2 separate regions of the Homo sapiens genome follow, and region 2 is linked to region 1. Evidence: chromatin loops called from intact Hi-C (ENCODE). Cell type or tissue: PC-3. All regions are shown on one strand. Each heading gives the region's core, and the rest is flanking DNA. Links, peaks and the distances in the headings are about the cores only.

What was found. Peaks named below come from ENCODE experiments on the same cell type or tissue, not always from the same donor. Only the 100,000 strongest peaks of a DNase experiment are listed, where the experiment ranks them.
Region 2: it touches region 1 in a loop (5-fold over the local background); 4 of 110 quality-filtered maps call a loop at or near these places.

The regions. Positions count from the first base shown.
Region 1 is chr12:79,544,487-79,553,296 of GRCh38, forward strand. No RefSeq gene overlaps it. Among named protein-coding and RNA genes, the nearest start is that of MIR1252, 130 kb to the left of the region's middle. RefSeq lists enhancers at 687-1,200, 2,792-3,520, 2,963-3,257 and a silencer at 2,963-3,257. In PC-3, for the core only: CTCF peaks have their summits at 3,506 (motif pointing right) and 3,707; DNase peaks (open chromatin) are centred at 2,275, 2,715, 3,045 and 3,615; H3K4me3 peaks cover 2,456 bases; H3K27ac peaks cover 4,619 bases.
Region 2 is chr12:79,450,268-79,458,920 of GRCh38, forward strand. SYT1 (synaptotagmin 1) reads left to right here. Exons shown (of 11, transcript NM_005639.3): 11 at 1-1,741. Among named protein-coding and RNA genes, the nearest start is that of MIR1252, 35 kb to the left of the region's middle. In PC-3, for the core only: no CTCF peak of the experiment used is centred there; a DNase peak (open chromatin) is centred at 1,914; H3K4me3 peaks cover 693 bases; H3K27ac peaks cover 2,605 bases.

The DNA.
Region 1 (8,810 bases), core at 338-8,337:
TGCTACAGGGTACAGCCCATTTAAGCTCCTGTATAGATGCTCCTTTTTATTAGGCCCCAGTCTCATTCCAGACAACAGACCAACTTAGACTGTGCCCCGCCCCCCCCCAAAAAAAAACTTGTCATCCTACTATTTTCTGTCTAGTCATACTCCTATTCACCATTCTGAACTACTCATACATGCCCTGCTCTTGTTTACACTGCCGGTTTACACTGTTTTTCCAAGCCATCACAGCTGATATCTCCTGGTGCTATCCCCAAACTGCCACTCTTAACTCTTGAAGTAAATAAATAATCTTTGCTGGCAGGACTCTGCCGAATCTCCTTAAGCACTCTCTAATCAGATATCCTGAGTTGTCCCAATTCTTAGACCTTTTATACCTGTTTTTCTCCTTCTGTTATTCCATTTAGTTTTTCAATTCATACAAAACCGTATCCAGGCCATCACCAATCATTCTATACGACAAATGTTTCTTCTAACATCCCCACAATATCACCCCTTACCACAAGACCTCCCTTCAGCTTAATCTCTCCCACTCTAGGTTCCCACGCCGCCCCTAATCCCGCTTGAAGCAGCGCTGAGAAACATCGCCCATTCTCTCTCCATACCACCCCCCAAAAGTTTTCGCCGCCCCAACACTTCAACACTATTTTGTTTTATTTTTCTTATTAATATAAGAAGGCAGGAATGTCAGGCCTCTGAGCCCAAGCCAAGCCATCGCATCCCCTGTGACTTGCACGTATACGCCCAGATGGCCTGAAATAACTGAAGAATCACAAAAGAAGTGAATATGCCCTGCCCCACCTTAACTGATGACATTCCACCACAAAAGAAGTGTAAATGGCCGGTCCTTGCCTTAACTGATGACATTACCTTGTGAAAGTCCTTTTCCTGGCTCATCCTGGCTCAAAAAGCACCCCCACTGAGCACCTTGCGACCCCCACTCCTGCCCGCCAGAGAACAAACCCCCTTTGACTGTAATTTTCCTTTACCTACCCAAATCCTATAAAACGGCCCCACCCTTATCTCCCTTCACTGACTCTCTTTTCGGACTCAGCCTGCCTGCACCCAGGTGAAATAAACAGCCATGTTGCTCACACAAAGCCTGTTTGGTGGTCTCTTCACACGGACACGCATGAAAGTAACCACAGGAAAGGGGACTAGGATGTGAAAGAATAGACCAAGACCCCCCACTCCACCCTCCAGTATTTAAGATTACTAGACTATTCTGGGGGTAGATAGAGGAGAAAGAAGACTTTTGGATAGAAAATGATTTTTACACTTTTTAAAAGAACACTTCTGAGTCTTAAGATTCCAATGAGAGCATTTTTAATAAACTGGATGTGACATAAGTTATAGAACTAGGCTGAGACACCATTAAGGGAGCTTACTGCCCAGCAGGCAGAGTTTTAAAAAAAACACAGTTAGTAGCAATTATGGGAAAAATAAGATCCTTTTGTGTTTATACCTTAACATAAGGAAAGATTCTCACTAAATTGGTTAAGCATGGTAATGTTTGCACTCTTTGAATGTAAGTTGAAGTGTTGCCTCTCCTAAGTAACACATTTATGTTTCCAAGGTGGTTTTCATGGAGACAAAAGGTGGAGAAGGACAGTCCCGTGAAGTGGATGCAACAGTTGAAGGTAACAGTAAGTCTTCATCAAGAGCCAGACATGCCTTAGAATAACAGGTAAATAAATAATTTAAAGCAGAGGCCTCTCATTACCAGACTAAGTCCCAACCAACCAAATCATCTTCCTCATTTGAAATTCCTCTAAGTGTCACAAAGGTTGTTGTGTTTGTGATGTGGGTTTTGACTGTCCTCATGTTACCAGAAAGAGGTCCTGATCCAGACCCCAAAAGAGGGTTATTGGATCTTGCACAAAAAAGAATTTGAGGCGAATCCATAAAGTGAAAGCAAGTTTACTAGGAAAGTAATGGCTTTTTACTAGGAAAGTAATACAGGAATGGCTACTCCATAGTCAGAGCTGCCCCACAGGTTGCTGGTTGCCCACTTTTCCGGTTATTTCTTGATGATATGCTAAACAAGAAGTGGATTATTCATGCCTCCCCTTTTTAGACCATATAGGGTAAAGTGTGATGGCACTGATGGGAGTGTAGCAGTGAGGACAACCTGAGGTCACTCTCATCGTCATCTTGGTTTTGGTTTGGTGGGTTTTAGTCGGCTTCTTTACTGCAACCTGTTTTTACCAGCAAGGCCTTTATGACCTGTATCTTGTGCCCACCTCTTATCTGATCCTGTGACTTAGAATTCCTAACTGTCTGGGAATGCAGCCCAGTAGGCCTCAGCCTTATTTTACCTAGCCCCCCCATTTAAGACGAAGTTGCTCTGAGTTGAATAAAAAGCATTCAAAAATAACCAAATAAAAAACTTTATGTGGATAGAGAATCAGAAAGACTGTGGTGACAGTTCTGAGTCAAACCTTCACGATTTCCCCTCCTTCCTGTAATGAAATTAGACTCAGGAGAAGTTCCAGGATTTAACAAACCCAGGAATAATAGTCTACATTTCAACACTGAAAAGTTTTCTTACTCTGTTTACCAACTATGGGGACTATGACTAAAATATTATGAGAAATAACTCATGTCTCAAGACTCAGAGCCAAATTAATTTCACATATCTATAATTTGCTACACAAACAACCACTTTCCCAGAGGCCTCTGTTCCTATAGGTCAACAAACACGAGATGACTCCACGATGAGACTCCCAGGCTTCAGACAAGTCCATAGCCTTAGGTAATTATGATCTGAGGTGGTTTTGAAGCTCCTCTTACACACACAGACCCCCCAAACCCATCCCTCCCACCCCCTGCACCCCGCCCCATCTCTGGGCCAAAACTTTCTTTCCAGTGGGTCTGAAAAGTACTGCCTGAAATTCTCAGCATTCCTGTCATTCCCTAAAGGCTGAGGCAGCTCTCTAAACATTCTTTCAGGCACCTGAGGAATTGGGCCACCAGCTCTTCTGTGGGGAGCCAACAGGAAATTAAGTATAAAGGGCAGCAAAAGTATTTGGGGAGATGACAATGAGGCATAAAGGAAACAAAGAAGGGTGGGGGTGCAAGAAAAGAAGCCTGGTCTACCTACACACTTTGCCCTGCAGACAGTTCTACCTCTCAGCACGTGTGATGACTTACCTAGGAATGGAATGTGGACCTGGGAGGGGAAGCTGGTACAAAGCTGTGGAGGCTGGAAAGGAACCCAGGGCCCTATTACAAATCGTGAATAGTGACTTTTAGCTAGAATCACTTGCCAGAAGCTTGGGAAAAAAATGTTTTCACTGAGGGCCTAATTGGATGTCAGAAGGCTTCTACAGAAAGCCTGGCTCCTAGAGCTTCCTAGCTGCTGAGATGGGCTATCCTGGCAAGAATCCTCTCCCTCCTCCTTTCTTTCCCTCTTGCTCCCTTCCTCTTTCCCCTCCTTTTCTCTTTTCCGTACACAATCTGACAGTTTATTTGGGACAATTCTTTGGAGAACTGGGATACACCTGCAGTATATTCATTTTTAAGCCACGGACAAACCACTAGAGGGCGATGCCATCACTAATTGCTGAAACTTTCCTGCTTTCCTCTGGCTTCAGCATTCAGCAGGCCTATCCACACATCCTGTGACAGGATGTTTCTGAACTTTTCCTTCAATTCTCATTGTAAATAAACAACCTCAGGGTGAATACATCCAGATGCACATCATAGCGACATGCAGCATGAATTGCACAGGCCAAAGTTTCTGGTCTATCCGGAACAGTCTTGCCTAATATGCACCACAGTTCAGAAACCAGAGGTTAAACTTGCTTTTTTGTCCTGAATTTCTGCCTGAATTTTGGAGTTTCTCTCAAATGCTATCTCTAAGGGCAAAAGGAGCCCTTCAAAGAAATGAAAAGTTAAATAATCCAGCACAGCCCATTTGTACAGGATTTCTGTTTTGTTTCCATATTCAAGTTACAAATATTTGGTTTGCTTAAATGCAGGGTTTGCCCAAATGGTCAAAAGCTATTAGTAGATTAGTCATGTATGCAAATATGGGGAGCAGGGGCACATGTTTCTCACTGCTTGAGAAACTATGTGTATAAACGGGGTCCCAGTAAATTTGGTCCTAGCCGGGGCGTACCAAAGAAAGCAAAGCTAGCAGGGGTAGTGGCTAATGTCTGTAATCCCAACACTTTGGGAAGTTAAGGCAGGAGGATCACTTGAGGCTGGGAGTTCAAGGTTTGCCTGGGCAACATAGCAAGACCCCATCTCTAAAAAAATAAAAATAGTCAGGTATGTACTATTATACAGGTGTGCACCTGTAGTCCCAGCTCCTCAGGAGGCTGGGGTGGGAGGATCCTTTGAGCCCAGGAGTTTGAGGCTGCAGTAGCTGTGATCACACCACTGCACTCTAGCCTGGGTGACAAAGCAAGACTCTGTCTGAAAAAAAAAGGGAAGAGAAAGAAAGAGAAAGAAAGAAGGAAAGAAAGAAAGAAAAAGAAAGAGAGATAGAGAAAAGAAAAGAAAAAAGAAAAGAAGGCTGCTAGAAATCTTAAACTCGGCTGGGTGCAGTGGCTCATGCCTGTAATCCCAGCGCTTTGGGAGGCCGAGACGGGTGGATCACCTGAGGTCAGGGGTTGGAGAGCAGCCTGGCCAACATGGTGAAACTAGTCTCTACTAAAAATACAAAAATTAGCCAGGCATGGTGGCGGGAGCCTGTAATCCCAGCTGAGGCAGGAGAGGAGGCTGAGTCAGGAGAATCGCTTGAACCCGGGAGGTGGAGGTTGCAGTGAGCTGAGATCGTGCCACTGCACTCCAGCCTGGGAGACAGAGTGAGACTCCTTCTCAAAAAAAAGAAAAAAAAAAAAAAAGAAATCTTAGAACTCCTTGAACTTTTTGGGCAGAATCTCCCTTCCTATGAGTTCAACTAGTGTTCCTAGGCATACACTCTGCCTCCTGTATAGGGGCAGACTAGCATCAGACTTCTCTGAGATTAGTATTTCAAGAATTTATGCAAACTAACCTATTGAAGTTAGACTGAAGATCTGGGTAAAAATGTAAATCAGAAAGTATTCAATAAATCAGGTAAAGCACATAACAGGCAATTCATGTACTGGAATACTGCTGCCTCCAGCACTGGTGGTGTACTTCTTCAAGTACAGTACTTCTTCAAATATTTGCTGATGTCAAGCTTATCCTCCATTTATCAGCAGAGGCAGATAAGGTGAGGAAAATATTTGTAGGCAGAGAGATTTCTGGAATTTTCCTACAGTGCTGAAATACCATCCAGAGTTCAAGTGGGCCATATTTGGACAATGATTACTATGTTATTTTTTCTATCGTATTTTCACTGCTATATAATAACATTAACACTCTTTACACAAGGTCAGTACTATTTACCTAAGACTTTCCCAAATCTTTCCCATTCTCTCCCCTCAAAAGTTCATGAACACATTCTATGTTTCTGAAGGAAAAAATATAATAGAGGAAAAGTTTATTGAGATTAGTCAAGTGGGGATTGTAATTCACCAAATCTGCATTTACTAGAAGGAAGATAGAGCAGAAAACTAGTCCCAGGGTTTAAAGACTACAATTCATAGAAGACTCCTATTGTTGGGCCAACACTGTATTTCACAGCAGGTGAAGAGAGAAAAAGTACAGGAAAACAAACAAGGATGGAAGTATGGTACAGGAGGGTGCACAGTGAATAGAAGAAAATGCTATGGAAGACTACTCCTCACCGAGCAAAACCCGACTAGGTGGAACGTGGACTGAAGGTGGAGATGAATTCAAGAGTTTTACGGAGGGCACCTGTCACCTAATCACAGCGCCAACGACGCTACCAAGAAAGCATCATGGCCTTTTCTTTTACAGGCACTTTGTTTACAGGACAAATCAAGGAAATCAAGGAAAAGGCATCTTTTCTCTTCCAGATCACTTTTAGAATCCAAGATTTGGTACACTGGGACAAATAAAAACACATAGCTATGAAAGGGTCGATGAGATCCCATTTGTAACTTGGCTAAATAGAGTTGTTTCAGTACCTGACAACTTGAGTTCAATCTGTATTATTCTGAATGTATAATTGATGTGGCCATCAGTTTCCAGTAAAGGAACTTTTGTTTTGCTTTTTTCCCCCCACTTTCCCTCAGAAGGAATGGCTTTCTCATTAGGAAATGTTCGCATGCCCTCAGAAAAGGTGTTTGGAATAGAAAGACTCCCCGGAATCAGATTAAAATGCCAGCAGAGTTGAGTATGTTCTTCCCCATTTTGAGCTAGTTAAATGAGAACTCACGCCATTCTCCACACAGGGAACTTCTTAGGTAAAACTATTAAAGCCATGGAACCATTTACTTAGTGTGGTTATTAAAATCCTATGGCACTCTGGTGAACAGTGCTGTGGACTGGCAGCCAGAATATCTTTTCCAATTCTAGCCCCTATATTTCCTGGATTTATAGAAGCAAAGCAACTAGGAAAGCTGTAGGTCTTCTCACCCATTTTGTAGATATTTGTTGAGTACCCAATGTTTTAGGCACTGGAGTACAATAATAAACCAGATCTAGCACAGTCCTTGCCTTCACAGTTCAGAGTCATGAAGGAAACAAACCAGTAAAAAGGCAATTGTAACGTCATACCCATTAGCATGGCCATGATAAAAGAGAGAGAGAGAGGAGGAAAAAAAGGAAAGAAAGAAGTGTTGGTGAGGACACTAAACAATCAGAACCCTCATACAGTGTTGGTGTCAATGTAAAATGATGCGGCTACTCTAGAAAAGTCCTCCAAAAGCTCAATACAGAATCAGAATAACCATACAATGTAGCAGTGTCACTGCTAGGTACATACTCAAGACCATTGAAAACATGGCCATACAAAAACTTGTACACAAATGTTAATAGAAGCATTATTTATTAATACTCAAAAAGTGGAAACAATCCAAATGTCCATCAGCTGACGAATGGATATACAAAATGTGGTACATACATACAATGGAATATTTCAACCATAAAATGAAATGAAGTACTGATACATAATACAACATGGATGAACCTTAGAAACATATTTAGTGCAAGAAGACAGACACAAAGGGACAAATATGGTATGATTCTATTCACATAAAATGTCCAGACTAGGGAAATAAATAGAGATAAAAAGTAGATTAATAATTGTCAGGGGATTGGGGGAAGGGGAAACACGGAGTGGCTGTCAATGGGTGTGTATGTGGGTTCTTTTAGGAGTGATGAAAATGTTCTCAAATTATATAGTGATTGCATAACCTTGTAAATATATTAAAAACCACTGAATTGTACAATTTAAAAGAGTGACTTTTATGTTATGTAAATTATATCAATAAGACAAGGTAATTATAATACAATAAGATGATGGCCATATTAGAGCGTGCTAGTCTACATGTGTGGGGGTAGTGTTGGAGAAGAGGTTCAGAAAAGCTTTCTGAAAAAAATGACTTTTAAGCAGTGATCACAGAAGACAAGTAGGAGTAAGAAGGAAAAGGAGGAAGAATGGATCAATGTTAAAGGAACAGCAGAATATGCCCACGGCAGAGGGGAGAGAGCACATGGTACATTTGGAGGAATAGTGGTCCTGCTGGGCTGAAACATGGTGTTCACAGTGGAGAGAAGTAAGGCTAGGGATAGAAGGAGCAAACCAACCATGCTAAAGAATTTCTACTTTATCCTAATTATAACAGGAAACCCTTGAAAGAGCTAAAGCACAGGAATGACAAGATCTGGTCTGTTCTTCGGAAAGGTTGTTCTAAGTGCAACGCGAAGAACAGACTGGAGGTAAAGCAAGCATAGGGGCCAAGAGATTGGTTAGGAGGTTATTGCACTAACGCAAGTCTGAACTGACCAAATAGGGAAAATTGGAAGGTACCGGGGAAGTTCTTCCAAGCTCCCTGTAATGCTCTGCCAACTATAACAGTACTAGGCTCTGCCAGGAAGCAAGATGTGGTTTTAGTAAGGAGGTGGTGCCAATGCTAAGGCTGCTAGCGAGTCTTCCAGCAGACTCTACTCCTGCTTTTGGCCCAAACTTTATACTCAATCTCTAGACTTGGGCTCCCTTTTCCCTCCACAATGAACATAAAGATCCTCACCATGTGCAACAGAGAGATAGTCTACTGTAAGAGTATGGATTTGAGTCAGAAGCACCTAAGTTCAAATTCCTGCCCTGCCATTTCCAAGCTTATGTGATAAGATATACTTAACCTCTGATCTCAGTTTTTTGAATGTGAAATTAGGAAGATAGTAACATATCTCAGTTTTGTGCTAAGGATTATATGTGATTACAGATGTAAAAAAGCCTTGCACCAGGCCTGCCCTTTAGTAGGTGCTCAATAAATGTAGTCTCTGTACTCTTTGCATCACAATCCTATAGTTACAATTGTGTTCCTAATTGGTGGGTTCTTGGTCTCGCTGACTTCAAGAATGAAGCCGCGGACCCTCGTGGTAAGTGTTACAGTTCTTAAAGATGGCGTGTCCGGAGTTTGTTCCTTCTGATGTTCGGACATGTCTGGAGTTTCTTCCTTCTGGTGGGTTCGTGGTCTCGCTGGCTTCAGGAGTGAAGCTGCAGACCTTCACGGTGAGTGTTACAGCTCTTAAGGCGGTCCGTCTAGAGTTGTTCGTTCCTCTCGTTTGGAGTTGTTCATTCCTCCCGGTGCGTTCATCGTCTTGCTGGCCTCCTGCAGACCTTCACGGTGAGTGTTAGAGCTCATAACGGCAGTGCAGACCCAAAGAGTGAGCAGCAACAAGATTTATTGCCAAGAGCAAAAGAACAAAACTTCCACAGTGTGGAAAGGGTCCGGACTGAG
Region 2 (8,653 bases), core at 1-8,000, 95 kb before region 1:
AAAAGATGAAAGAAAAACAAAAACAAAAACCAACAACAATTAGCCATAGTTCTGAATGCACTTCAATTAAGCCAAAACAGACAGCTAGTGATCTTTTTATATGCTCTTTTTACTTAAGTTTTAATTTGTCCTTTAAAAAAAGGTGAAACAAACCAAGAACAAGTTCTAGAAAACTGAAGCAACCTCTTATGTATACTAGATGCTTGATTTAGGAGGAGTTTTTAAACGTTTTCAATGTTATTATGTAGTAAATGACACTATTATGAAGCTACTAGTCATTCCATAAGAGTCTTAAAGGACTGCTCTGTGTAACACTGTGACTGCCGTGTGTGCTTAGACCCGTAGTTTCCTCAGTGGATAGCACTCAATTTATTCCGTAGTGATATTGTAACAATACTGCCATTCCCTTCTACTGCACTGCCCAAGGTGTGTGTAGCACAAACAGTTCTCATTACAAAGGACCAATTCAGAACTGAAAAGCTATGCATAGGACAAGGAAGATACATAGAATGGGGTGGAACACAGCATTTTGTCAAGCACTGTGCAATATTCCATATTTTTCCCCACTATGGTAGACAACCATTTCGTGGAAGGGCAGCCTATTATCCCACACTGCATCTAGCCTTTTGTCCCATTCACTTCTGTGATCCATTTTAATTTCCAGGCCACAAGACAGTAGTGATGCTCTGAAATGAAAGTTTGTCTTCACAAATATCAAAACAAAATGGAGGAAAACTAAGCATTGGCCTCATGTTCAGTCTTCAGGATATCACACCACGTCTTTTCAAAAACTAAAGAGAATTCAAAAAGGGCTGATGGTAGGCTTTGAACATGGGGTTGGCTGTTTCCCAGTAAAACTGGAATTCCTGTCGTTACTGTTTCCTTATCAAAGAAGGGGCAAGCTCTTTTGCCTTTTAGGCCAGACATAGCAAACGCTTTATAATTGGCATAGACATAAAGGATAAAAGGAAAATAACCGTCTGCCGATGGTCCGTACTTCTTAAAAAACATAGGTAATAGAAAATATACACAAGTCAGAATGTGAAATTAAATAATGGTTTGAACAGAAAATTCAAACAAGACTCTTTCCAATTTAAAGGGCCAAACCCTACCAAAGAGAGGGAGTTGACTGGCTTTTAAAAAGTATTTAAATACCACAAATGACATTTAATTTCACTGTATTCAGCTTTAAGTTGTTCACAATGAAACCACACTTTCAAACAAGCAGGTTCAAGCTGCTGAATAGACATTATTTCTTGCATTAAAATACCACTAATGCATTCTCTTGCAACACTGCCAGACATGGGATTGTCACCATAGAATTAGTTGGTACTATGCCATCTTTCACTCTTTCACAAGTCAGTGATGGAACCTGCTTTATGACCAAGATTCATCCTCAAATAAGCCACATGTACCCTTCTGACAAAGCTGTGTAAAGTATTAGAATCTGATGCTCTAGAAAGATCCTAGTTGCCTTTGTGTATATTTACTGCCTGCTTGAGTGTTTCTATGTGTGGGTTTTCCCTGTATCTTGTAGAAATGTTGGGGTGTTTTCCTCTGCCATATGGCTCGTGGCCTGCGAGCCAACTATTTCAGCTGTATTTTACCTTCATTTTTGATGAGGTGATTTAAATTTTGTTTCACTTTGTGTAGTGAATTCCACAGTAGTTTTCTGATTGTTGTTAAAAATGACTTAACATATTACACAGATATTCAATAAAAATGTTTTATTTCCTGTTGATGTTGCTGCGTTCCCACTCTTTTCCTTGCCTGACTCTGGTGGTAAGCCAATGGCCTATTGACTTTGGGGGACTCCTGGAAGCAGCAGCAGCTAAACAAAACTGCACTGAATGCCAGCATCTGAGTCACATCTGAGTACAGAATAGCTAGAGGGAAAACAACACCCGGGAGCATTTGGCCATGACCGCGTGGTGTTCCTGGGCAGTGTCATTCTCAACATGTGTTTCTCTATTCCTGTGTGTCATCAGTTCATCTGGCGTACTCTGAGGCTTTTCACTTTGCCCAGCATGTGTCCTTCAGGGTTTTCACTCCAGAACCCAAGTCACACAGCTTCTCCAGAATGGGACGGAAAACAAAACTATTTAAACCCCAGTTTCAGAGGACAGTATGACACATTAAATTCTATGCCTACTACGATCGCTATGGGAAACAAGTAAATACTTTTCCTCCACTAAATTTAACATTTATCAAGTGCCTACTGTACTGGACGCTGAAGCCCACAGTTTCAGGCTGATGTAAATACGCTATCCCAATGCACTGTGATGTGGGCTTAAAAGTAAGGGTGTTGGGTCCCTGAGGACTTTTTTTTTTTTTTTTTTTTTTTTTTTTTTTTTTGCGGAGTCTCGCTCTGTTGCCAGGCTGGAGTGCAGTGGTGCGATCTCGGCTCACGGCAACCTCCACTTCCCGGCTTCAAGCGATTCTCCTGCTTCAGCCTCCCGAGTAGCTGGGATTACAGAAGCCCGCCACCACGCCTAGCTAATTTTTGTATTTTTAGTAGTGACAGGGTTTCACCATGTTGGCCAGGATGGTCTCCATCTCCTGACCTCGTGATCCACCCATCTCGGCCTCCCAAAGTGCTGGGATTACAGGCGTGAACCACTGTGCCCGGCCTATCCCTGAGGACTTTTACTGGATCAATCGTAGTAGATACCATGGTGTATCACCATGATCCCCCTTCAGCAGAGAGGTACTCTTGCTGCAGCTGCTGGAAGTGGTGCTTGCTGACAGCTGACAGCTGTGTTCCTCTGCGCTCTACAGAAGGAAGCTGTCTCACCTAAGTTTATGCACCCTCCCTGGGAGCAGCCCACAATCGGCTGCTGATTTCGGAATCTCTGAAGCGCCATCTCAGTTTCATAGCCCCAGGAGTTAGTGGAGACTGCTTTCGCAACTGCACTGCAGTTCAACTTCTTTCTCTGCCCTGTTGGTTTTCTTCAGTGTTTTGCAGGTGTTGCTCCTAAGAGCACTTCCTCCAATAAAACCCCTTCATGTACAGTTTCATCTCAGAATCTGTATCCTGGGGATCCCATCCCACAGCACATTCTTTGGGGAGGAGATATCAAGAAGAGTTTTCTAGAGAGGATAACACAGCGAAGTACTAAAGGAACTGGCAGGAGTCATCCAAGTAAGGGAGTGAGCAAGACTTCTGCAAAATTTATCTCACTTGACAAGTGTATTCATGATGGAGTCTTTGAGGTTGGCTGTATTATACTTCCTTCACTCAGCTCTATCAGTCATGGCCAAATAAAAATAGGAACTAAACCCAAACTGCTAAGACAACCAGTGGAAAGATCACTTAATAACTATACACTGTGAGGAAGCTGCTGGCGAAGGGTTCAAAATCTAAGTTTATAAAATGAAACTTAAGGCACAACTGGTTTAGAAATTTAAAAAAAAAATCAGCATTAAACAATCACAATCGTTTGGTTTTCAATGGTGAGGATTCTGTTTCTTAAAATGCTCTTGAAATTTGATCCAAAACTATTTAAAGAATATTTCTTAATGAATTATCAAAAAGAAAAAACTCACTTCATCCTTTTTCAATGTCATTTTCCCAAAAGGTTTGAAGGTCTAATATAAATACATTAAAGATATTTATTCGGTGTACTAGCCAGGAAAACAAAACCATTTCACATATTTCAGTGAGAGATTTTAAGATAGGAAAGTGGCTGCATAAGGGAGAGCTGAGAAAGCAAAGCAGAGACAGTAGAGTAACCCAGAGATTAGTACATAGCAACTCTGGGGCTGGGAGAAGAAAAGAGAAAATGTAGTATTCATGGAGCCCGAGACTGGAAAGGAGGGGCTGGAATCTTGGAGAAGGTTGCATGGAGACCCCATGATTCTAGGACCACAAAAGGGTATTAGGCCCACCCTGGAGGTGAGGGAACTCCCAGAAACCGCTGATCCAGTCTGCTCACTATTGCTAGAAGGAAATTGATAGAAGCTGAATGCAGGAAGATAATCTCTTCTCCTCTTCTCCTTTCCACTACAACCAGTGCTTCCCATTGGCAGAACCAGCTGGTAAGGGATTCTAGGAAAATAGTCTGCAAAGGCTCAGACCCCACCCCAAGTATATAGCAGAGTACAAAGGTGGGAATGAGAACAGCCAGCAAATGATCAGTGCATTAGGAAACCTGTTACCAGCGGCAAACACTTTTTAAGTGCTTTCATTTTTCCCACAGAAGAGTCAGATGTTTCTGAGTCACACAAGTCATCCCCCACCTGATAAAACATGCATAGGAAATCACATTCTTATTCTATTTATGCAGAGAGTTTACTCTTAACAGATTTGAAAATTCCAACCATGATTGCAGTTACCTTCCACCCCGACTGCAACACATCTTTATTACATATGCACAGGACTCTTTGATGTTTAGCAACTGATTTAGGCTGCACACAAATCTCTACCATAAAACTGTCACACGGTGACTTTGGAATAAGAAGGTGAAAAAGCAGGAAAATAAAAATGAGAAATAGCCTGGTACTAAATGTACAAAAAAATTTTCCAAAGCATACAGAGTAAGAATTATGCAAGAGGAGCCATCAAGAGAGACCCAGAAATAAAAGCACCATGCAAACATGCTGATGATTTGTGGAATCTAAGTTCTAAGGCTGTTATATACATTTTTAAATCCGCATTTCAACGGTATTGATTTCTTCCCTCCCCACTTCTTCCCACCAATGAATATCCCCAAAGTTGTCACATTCATCTTTCCCTGACAGTAACTATCCTGCCAGCCAAGCCTATCCCCTGTGCAAAATATTCTTGCCCCTACCAGGGCACACACAAGGTTAAGAGGTATTTTATACTTAGCAAGTTGGGACTCACTTCCTTTTCAGCTGTCCACTTTAACTCTGTCAACTTCCTACCTCCTCTGGACTCTGCAACGAAGTGCTGACACCTTTTATAGGTAAGAATGTTTGAGTTGCAAATGGAAGAAATCTAAATCAAGTGGTATTAAGGAAAAAAGAGAGAAAGAAAGGTAAAAAAGTAGGAAGCTTTAGAGAAAGAGATAAACCACTGGCTCACCTAAACCAGGAAGTTCAACGCGGATGATTACTTTTAAGAACAGCTGGATCAAAAGCCACAGTGTCATCATTTTCTCTCTCATTCTCCTTCCCCATAAACTCTGCTATCCTTAGTATTGACTTCATTGCCAAGCTGCTATGTCTCCATGTAGCAACAGGGAAGACCCTTGGCAGCTTCACACATATTCTTCCAGCTTAGCAGGCTTGCAGGGAGTGTTTGTTTCACAATTATACCACCAAAATTCCCAAACCTGACTTGTATGACTGGGTCACATGTTCTTAAAACAATCCCCATAGCCAGATGATGATACAGTATTTACTTCAGCCAAAACTAGGCCATGTCTCTAGACCCAGAGCCAAAGAGATAGGGGAAAAATAGCTCCTCAAAAGAAAATAAAAATGATATTAACAAACAAGAAAAGTAGATACCAGGCAGACAAAAACAGCAAACAGCTACACTTTGATTCCTGGTATACCACCAGCCCTAAGAGGAGGGACAAACTCAGGTGATAACAGCATCCTGGTCACTCCTCCTTTTACTAAAAACACTATTAGAAAGGAAATTGTAAAAGTGTGTACCACCTTTCAATTATCTGAAAATTTCCACTTACTTTCTTATTTATTGCCGGGAAAATCAATCACTTGCTATATCTTTTAACAGATTTTTTTTTTTGAGACAGGATCTTGCTCTGTCACCGGGCGGGAAAGGGTGATAATATCTGCCCTGTGATATGGTTCATGATATCCAGTGGGGGAGAGGGTGATATTACTTGCCATATCACTGGAGGTGTACAATCCTATGTAATATCTACCTTGGAATTAGGAATAACGTTTTCCTAGAATATTTCTAATAAATTCACAGGGTGTACACCTACTATGACATTAGGCGTAACATCTCCCTACGATATTACCAATAATATCACAAGGTGTACAGCCACTGTGACACCAGGAGTAACACCTCAGTAGGATACTATGAATAGCAAGCATTACACTGTGACATTAGGTGTACACTGTGACATTAGGTGTAACATCTCAGTAGGATATTACAAATAATATAAATGGGAGTACACCCCATGTGATATTAAGAGTAATATTAATATTGCTTGGATATTACAAATAATATCGATTAATATTTATGGTAATAATTATTAACACATTATTTGTAATGCCCTAGGGTGATTTTATTTCTAATGTCACAGTGTGTGTACACCATGTGTATACACCCTGTGATATTATTCATAGTATCCTAGAAAAATGTTACTCCTAATGTCACAGTGGGTGTATACTGTGTGTTTACACTCTGTAATATTATTCGTAATATCCTATGGGGATGTTACGTGGGTATACACTATGTGATATTATCTGTAATATCCTGGGGGATGTGACTGTTAATGTCACAGTGGGTGTACAAGATGTTTTTACATCCTGTATTATTATTCATAATAACATAGGGGGATGTTACTCTTAATGTCACAGTGAGTGTACACAATGTGTGGGTACTCCTAGTGATATGAACCATAATATCCTAGGGGGATGTTATAACTAATGTCAGAGTGGGTGTACACCATGTGTGTACACCATGTATGCACACCCTGTGATATTATTTGTAATACCTAGGCGGATGTTATTCCTAATGTCACAGTGGGTGTACACTAGGCGTATAAAATCTGTGATATTATTCATAATACCCTGGGGGGGTGTTACTCCTAATGCCACAGTTGGTGTACACCATGTGTGTTCACCCCGTGGTATTATTCGTAAAATCCTAGGGAGATGTTACTCCTAATTTCATAGTAAGTGTACACTATGTGTGTGCACCCTGTGATATTATTCATAAAATCCTAGGGGGATGTTACTCCTAATTTCATAGTAAGTGTACACCATGTGTGTACACCCTGTGATATTATTTATGTAATTATAGGGGTATGTTACTTTAATGTCACAGTGGGTGTACTCATATAGTGTACAACCTGTGATAATATTCGTAATATTTTTGGGGGATTTTACTTCTAATACCACAGTGGTATTACAACCTGTGTGTACAACCTGTGATATTATTTGTAATATCCTAGGGAGATATTACTTATAATATCACAGTGGGTGTAAACTCTGTGGTATTATTTGTAGTATCCTAGGGAGATATTACTTATAATACCACAGTGGGTGTAAACTCTGTGGTATTATTTGTAATATCCTAGGGCAATATTACTCCTAATATCACAGTGATGACTTGATAACCTAGGAGGATATTATGCCTAATGTCACAGTGTGTGTACACCCACTGTGATATTATTCTTAATATCCTAGGGAAATGTTACTCCTAATGTCACAGGTGGTATAACCTGTGATATTATTCGTAATTTTCTAGGGTGATGATACTCGTAATGTCACAGGGGGTATACACCTTGTGATATTAGTCGTAATTTACTAGGACGGTGTTACTTTTCATTTCACAAGGAGTGTACACTCTGTGATTTTATTTGTTATATCCTAGGGGAATGTTATTCCTAATGTCACAGGTGGTGTATACCCTGTGATATTCGTTATATTCTAGGGTGACGTTACTCCTAGTGTCACTGAGGGTGTACACCCTGTGATATTATTCATAATATCCTAGGAGGATGTTACTCCTAATGTCACAGGGGGTGTACATTCTGTGATATTATTATTTTTGTCATAGGGGGATATTACCCCTGATGTCACAGAGGGTGTATGTCCTGTGATATTACTGGAAATATCCTCATCAGATGTTAGTCCTAACATCACAATGGGTGTACACTCTGTGATATTATTCATAATATCCTAGGGGGATGTTACTCCTAATGTCACAGGGGTTGTACTTCCTGTGATATTATTTGTAATATCTTAGGTGATATTACTTATAATGTCATAGGGGGTGTACGCCTTGTTATATATATTCATAATTTTCTAGATGTTGGTTACTTTTAATGTCATAGGGGATGTACACCCTGTGATATTATTTGTAATATCCTAAGGAGATATAACTTCAAATATCCACCTGGGTGTACATAGTGTACACCCTGTGATATTATTCATAATATTTTAGGATGATATAATTCCTAATATCACCATGGGTGTAAACCATGTGTTTACACCCTGTGATATTATTTGTAGTGTCCTAGGTAGTTATTACTTATTTTATCAGAGTGGGTGTACACTCTGTTATATTTTTCATACATTTTAGAGAACTATTACTTCTAATATCACACATATGGTGTTCACTTCTAATTAAAACACATATGGTGTACACCCTGTTATATTATTCGTAATATCCAAGGGAGATTTTACTCACAATATCACAGTTGGTGTACACCCTGTGATATTTGTTCTAATATTCTAGGAAGATATTACTCCTAATATCAAAGTGGGTGTACACACTGTGATAATTTTGGTAATATCCTAGGGGGATGTTACTCCTAATGTCTCTGGGGGTGTACATCCTGTGGTATTATTTGTAATATTCTAGGGGGATGTTATCCTAATATCACAAGGGTGTACATTCTGTGATATTATTCATAATATCCTAGGGGCATATTACTCCTAATGTGTACACCCTGTGATATTATTCATTATATCCTAGGGTGAT